2 separate regions of the Homo sapiens genome follow, and region 1 is linked to region 2. A link is a contact called in ENCODE Hi-C or POLR2A ChIA-PET data. All regions are on one chromosome and are shown on one strand. Each heading gives the region's core, a stretch centred on a gene start or an enhancer-like site at or near the end of the contact. The rest is flanking DNA. Distances are from core to core; before and after follow the strand shown. Region 1 has its middle 17 kb from the start of SKIC8. Region 2 holds the start of CIB2 (calcium and integrin binding family member 2).

The links. Hi-C counts contacts between places; a loop is a spot of excess contacts on that map. ChIA-PET counts read pairs that join two places held with the same protein, here RNA polymerase II (POLR2A). Pooled maps may share reads with other maps.
Region 1: a pooled map shows a loop between it and region 2 (3-fold over the local background). The contact joins the enhancer-like site here to the promoter of CIB2 in region 2. A Hi-C loop is called at or near these places in 2 of 50 pooled maps. POLR2A ChIA-PET finds 5 or more read pairs at or near these places in 5 of 52 experiments (activated B cell, activated T-cell and activated naive CD4-positive, alpha-beta T cell).

Annotation. Positions count from the first base shown.
Region 1 is chr15:78,314,797-78,318,081 of GRCh38, forward strand. No RefSeq gene overlaps it. Among named protein-coding and RNA genes, the nearest start is that of SKIC8, 17 kb to the left of the region's middle. RefSeq lists an enhancer at 952-1,001 and a silencer at 1,871-1,980. Within about 2 kb of position 1,520, at least 4 of the 41 ENCODE cell types and tissues checked have a DNase peak (open chromatin) inside an H3K27ac peak, as active enhancers do.
Region 2 is chr15:78,129,756-78,132,986 of GRCh38, forward strand. CIB2 (calcium and integrin binding family member 2) reads right to left here and starts at 1,690. Exons shown (of 6, transcript NM_006383.4): 1 at 1,410-1,690. The coding sequence starts at 1,460. RefSeq lists a silencer at 1,395-1,914.

The sequences.
Region 1 (3,285 bases), core at 270-2,769, 180 kb after region 2:
GTTCTAACCTGGGCTCAGCCACTTGTAAGAAAAGTAACTTTAGCTATTGAAACTCTGTTTTCTTATCTGTATTTTTAAAAATTTTAGTTTTTATTTATTTTGTAGAGACAGGGTCTCACTGTGTTGCCCAGGCTGGTCTTGGACTTCTGGCCTAAAGCGATCCTCCCACCTTGACTTTCCAAAGTGCTAGGGTTACAGGTGTGAGCCACGTGCCCAGCCTCACCTGTAAAATGAAGACAATTTCTTCTTGGGTCTGTTACGAAGATTAATAAGACAAGGACTCAGCAGCACTTAGCGCAGTGCTTGGCTTACAGAGAGTGCTTGATAAACGGGAGCGAATAGTGATAGGATCATTGCTTCCTGTTTTGAGTCTTTCATTCTGCTGAAAGGTAAGGTCTCAGGGAAGGACATGGCTGACCTAAGATCCCCAAGAGGGCCAGGGCAGAGTGGGGATGTGAGCCTAGTCCCCAGATGCCCACTCCCATCCACAGCCTTCTGTGTCTCTAGTACTGTGCTCTGGCTTTCCGTGAGTGGCCAGCTATGGCTTCCTGGCTGCTGGCACTCCTTCCATCCTTTCTGCCACTCTTCCTGCTCTGTGTCTGCATTTTAAAGGGGGCTTTAGGCTGGCTCAGTGGCTCATGTCTGTAATCCCAGAACTTTGGGAGACTGAGGCAGAAGGATTGCTTGAGGTCAGGAGTTCAACACCAGCCTGGGCAACATAGCAAGACCCTGTCTCTATAAAAAATAAGAAAATTAGCCAGGCATGGTGGTATGCACCTGTGGTCCCAGCTATTTGGGAGGCTGAGGCAGGAGTTTGAGGCTGCTGTGAGCCATGATTTTGCCACTGCTCTCCAGCCTGGGTGACAAGGCAAGATCCTGTTTCTAAAAAAATAAAAAAGGAGGGGGGTCATCAGTGTTTTCACCAGGGCCAGGCTCAGGCTCTGTGGGAGAACAGGGGCTGAGGACTCTCCCCCTGACCCCTAGAAGCCCTGCCACGAGGGTGGGGAGGACCTACGACTAGGCAGTCAGAGCCCTCTGCAGCACTCAGGGGCTTGGCCACAAGAGGGAGGGAAAGGGCTTGGCAGAGTAGTCAGGAGACCTAGGTTCCAGCCTTACCTCCACCACCTATGTGCTGTGTGCTTACAGCACATCACTGCTCTCTCTGGGACCCAATTTCCTTGATCACACATACATGCGACCCTCTGCAGTGGCCAGGGTCTCACTCAGCCCAGAAGGGTACTGAGCTCTGGCCAGACAGGGCACAATTCTTTCCTCTCAGAAAACGACAGCTTCTTGGGCCGGGCCTCTGGGGACAGGGGTTCCTGCTCTCTAGGAGCTGCCTGTAAAGGTCCCTTGTCAATTAATTTGGCAGCTCAGTGTTCAGGGGCAAGTGCTCTTTGAGAGGCCTAATGTATCCCCATCAGAAATGACTTATGGGATTCTCCGTGGGGCTGTGATCATGCCCTGCCCCCCGCCATGCCCCCTCAAGGCTTGCTTTGTCATCCAGTCCCTGTGTTTGCATGTGTCATTGCCCAGCCACCCCCTGGTCAGAGGGTGGCCACGGGAGACTCATTGGAGGCACATTATCGGACACTGGTTGTGAGGGATGATGGAGGGGCAGGCCCATCTGCACACACATTAAGCCCTTTGTCTCTGGACTCAGTGGGAAGATGAATGAGGCCTGTCGCTAGGCCTCTGCTGCCTGGGGGACAAAAGGGGCCTGGAACAGGCCTTGGGATGGGTGTTGGGTGGAAAGCAGCCTGTGCGCATCTCTTCAGACAGAACCAGATCTAACAGGCTTAACCAGAGACAGCTGAGAGGAGGCAGGCGGTCAGGAAGGAGTCCCAGAAAGCCCCGGGAGTCAGGCGGGGTTTCTGCTTGACGGAGCCCGGTGTTTCCCCTATAAAAGCTGATGCTTGGTCTTAGGGGCTGGGGCTCCATTTGCATTGTGTAAATACAGGCTGGCAGCGCTCTCAGATGAGCTGATTCAAACTCCTCACTCTACCGTGGGGAACCTCAGGCCTGAAAAAGCAAGGACTCACTCACCTAAGGTCGTTTCAGGAATCAGCAGCGGGGGCAGGACAAGAACCGATGTGATAAAATTCCATAGCCACCACCGCCCTATTTGGTGCAGATCCAACTAAACACACCCTCAATGACTCTGAGACAAGGTACAGTTTCCTGAGGGCAAGAGAAGGGCGAAACGGGACTTTTGCTCATTCCTGGACTTTTAGGGGTTGACAGATTGGCTCTAAAGTTTATATGGATGAATAAATATACAAGGATAACCGGGAGGCCTCTGGGTATAGGAGGCTTTGTTGCTTCAGAGGGTCAGGCAGGGCTGGCAGCACAACAGAGCTGTGAAGTGCAGGGCCAGCAATGGCAGGAGCTGTGCCGAGGTTGCCCCCGTGAGCCTCCTACAACGCAGGTGAACACATCACTCCGCAGCTCATCAACCTTTTGTGGCTCCCCATGGCCACAGGGCACAGTCCCAACTTCTCAGCCTGGCATCTGAGGCCCTCTGTGATCTGCCTCTGCTTCTTCTCACACCCATCTCCAGAAGGCAGCCCAGTCTAAATGTCAGCACCCTGGGGAGCCCTCTTCTGGACACTCACAGCGTGCTGCTCCGAGCACTGCCATGCCAGGTGACTTCACTCTCCTGATTTTGAAGATCCCTGTTTCCATGCCTCTCCTTCGGTGAATCATATGTTCTGGGCCTGACCTGGATCCCCAGTCCTGACACCCAGCCCAGCACGGGAGCTCAGTGAATGAATGAATGAATGAAATGAATGAATGAAATGAATGAATGAATGAATGAATGAAATGAATGAATGAATGAATGAATGAAATGAATGAATGAATGAAATGAAATAACTATGCACCCTGGACCTCTTCTCCCTGACCCCACAGTAGCTCTTTGGGAAAGCAATGTGGGCATACCCTACCCTGTGCTTCAGCAATTCCACTCCTAGAACAGCTCTTTAAGGAAAGAATCCAAAAACAAAGAAAAACTGCTTCAGAGACACAGATGCTCATTGCAGTGCCCCTCATATTGTTAAAAAAAAAAAGTGGGCAAATCCTAAATGTCCAATAGAAAGGGACTGTGTTGAGTAAATTAGTGTACATCCATGTGATGGGATTGTTCACACCGAAGACCTGAAGCTGGCTGGAAAGGGGAGGAGGAGACTTAGGTATTTAATTAATTCTGGAACGTTTGAATATTATACACAAGGATTTACATTTGAAGTGCCCCTTTTTTATGTCCTGCATTTCTATATATGCACA
Region 2 (3,231 bases), core at 440-2,939:
ACTAAAGAAGTGAGCCTAGGAGTCAAGATTCGAAATCCTGTGTGAGCCCTGAATGGCTCCTCAGCCTCTGTTTACACGTCTGTAAAATGGGCTAATAATCCACCTCACTGTGATGATCAAGTGAGTTGATGCGTAGAGGGCATCAATTACTGTGCCTGGTACACAGCAGGTGCTCCATAAATGCGTCTCCCCTCTTCCTTCCCAGGGCCTCACCTGGGGAGCTGAGAAATCCATTACTGACAACTAGGGCTTCTAGGAGGAGAAGGGGCCTTTGTTTTACCTTCACCCACATCAGAGGACCCACACTTCACACCTGCTTTCCTTCACAGCCAAAGTAAGCACTGATGAAGGCAACAAGTGCCTATGGAGACCCTGTTGGTGTTCCTCCTGCCCAGTTACACAGGCCACAACACAATCCTGCCCCCTCCGCCTGGGGAGTCAGGGGAGAGGCATCAGATGTGGGACTTGAAGGGTGAAAGAGATCCTCTGGAGGGGGGAAAGGCATCCAGGCCCAGGAAATGGCATGGGCAGAGGGAGAGAGGGAGGGAGGAATGAGCCTGGTGAGCTGGAGCAACTGCAAATGGTTTTAAGGCGGCTGCCATGCAGAGGGCAGGGAAGGGACCTGGGGAGACTGAGGCTGCAGAGATAAGCTGAGCAATTGGCCAGGGCTCCGGGTAAGCCAAGGGGTTGGGCTTCATCCTGCAACCACAGCGAAGTTTTTACCTGGGTGGGACGGTATTGGGATTCCAGATCTGGAAAGCTGGCTCTGGAGGCAGGAAAACCTAGAAAGGTCTAAGGAGGTGGCTACTGAGGGCCTAAGGGAGCTGGGAGAGGTGGCCCTGGAAGGCTGCTACCGGGCTTGCGTTCTTGCTCCAGTTATCTCCATGCTGGGGTCAGAAGGAGCGAACCCCAGCCGATAAACAAGACAGTCCCAAGGGAAGACTGCATGTGGGGACTGATGCACCCCACTCCTAGACCAGACAGGACGCCAGCTCTCATTTCTGCTTTACAGAGACTCGCTCTCCTGGGCTCCTTCCTGGGGCTGGGGGGCAGGGAGCGGGGAGGGCGGTCCTCCGTCCAGCCTAGTTTACTGACTCCCTCTCCGGGCCAGATGGGCGCTGGAATGGGTGGCTGGAGAGGGGTTCGGGTCCTGCCTAGGGCGAGAGTAGCTGGAGAGAGGCGCGCCTGAGAGGTTCTTCCAACTGGAAAGAGCTCTTATTCCACCGGTGGGGAAACTGAGGCACGGCGAGGGGAAGTCACCGGCCCAAGGTCACGCGTCGAGCTGAAGGCAGAGGCAGGGTTTGAACCTGGGAGAGCTGGCTCTCGGGAGGCCTCGGCCAGCGACCGAGAAAAGGGAGGGGCGGCGGGGCGGCGGGGCCTGTGTTGGGGGCCGGGCGCGCCGAGCTCACCTGGTAGTTGTCTAGCTGCTCTTCGGTGAAGATGGTCTGCTTGTTCCCCATGGTGGCCGCCGCGCCGCCGCTCGCCCGCCCGGGCTCCGACTCCCATCAGCGGCCGCCAGACCCGGAGCCAGCGCCCCGTGCCCGCGGCCCTCGGCAGCCCCGCGGCTGGCAGCGGCCCACGGTGGCCGGACCCTTCCCGCCCCGCAGCTCGCCTGGAGGAGGCGCGCGGGGGTCTCGGAGGCGGGGACGGGAACCCGGAGCGGCAGCGACTCCGCCGCCGGCGGGAAGAGGGCGGGGCACCCGGCTCCGCGGCTGCAGCGCGCCCGGGTCCCGGCAGGAGGCGACCTGGCCCCGGGAGACGCTGCCCGGCACGAACCCTTGGCTCCCGCGGCCGGAAGTGCTGGGGGCGCGCGGGGGTCTCGGAGGCGGGGACAAAGACCCGGAGCGGCGGCGACTCCGCCCCGCAGCAGGAAGAGGTGTGAGCCCGGGTCCCGCCGTGGGAGTCCAGGTCGCACGGCGTGAGGGTGCGGGGCCTGGGAAAAAACCCTCTCGAGGCGGGCAGTGGGGCGAGTGGCGCCCCTTGACCTGGGGCGGGGGCGGCAGCGAGGACTGTGAGTGCGTGGATCTAGCTGGGGCCGGGCTCCGCCACCGTCTCGCGTCGCGACCTTGGTCAAGCCCTTACCCGGGCCCTGTCCCTCTGGGGAGAAGGAGGGGGTCAGTCAAGCTGACATCTGAGGCCCTCCCGGCCAGGCCTCGGGAAGCCCATCTGGCCTTTGGGCGCGGCCTAGGCAGGGCATCTCAGACCTTCTGTGTTCCTTAGGGAGCAGGACAGGATTTACTTGGCTTGGTTACAAACGTGAGACTTGAGAGGATTTAAAGGACTTGACTGTGTCCACAGAAGTGTGACAAAGGCCAAGACATTTTTTGGAGCTTTTAAGCAGATGCCATTGTAAGGGAAGCAGGACTTTACCTCTGCCCTCCTAGGGTCTTTGGCTGGGCTTGAGAATTAATTTGGCATAAGACAGATTAAGGGGAGAAAAACAGATTTAATACAAGTTTTACATGACGTGGAAGCCCTCATAAGGAAATGAAGACCCTGAGAACTGGCAAAATCTAAATACTTTTTTTTTTTTTTGAGATGGAGTCTCCCTCTGTCGCCCAGGCTGGAGTGCAGTAGCGCGATCTTGGCTCGCTACAACCTCCGCCTCCTGGGTTCAAGCGATTCTTCTGCCTCAGCCTCCCCTAGTAGGTGGGACTACAGGGGCATGCCACCACACCCAGCTAATTTTTTTTTGTATTTTTAGTAGAGAGAGGTTTCACCATGTTGGCTGGGCTGGTCTCGAAATCTTGACCTCAGGTGATCCACCTGCCTCAGCCTCCCGAAGTGCTAGGATTAGAGGCCTGAGTCACCACGCCCGGCCAATTATTGTATTTTTTTTGTAGAGATGGGGTTTTGCCGTGTTGCCCAGGCTGGTTTTGAATTCCCAGGCTCGAGCAATCCACCCACTTTGGCTTCTCACCCAAAGTGCTGGGATTATAGGATGTGAGCCATCATGCCCGGCCTCATCTCCTGTTTTTTAGAAAAAGAAGGATGATCAAGAGTGCCCTTCTTGCATCTGCTATTTTTCAAGTGCCTTTAACTCAAATACTCAATATGCCAGAGCAGCATATGTTGTGGTGGCATGTTCTGAACTCCTTCCCCATCCACCAAATGGAGTCACCGCTATCTTTTTGGGGTCCAGCCCATACAACTGTTATTTCTAAACTCAGGACAACTGAATCAGTAGGTATTATCTCCATATTATAGGCAAAGAGTTGGGCTGAGAGAGGT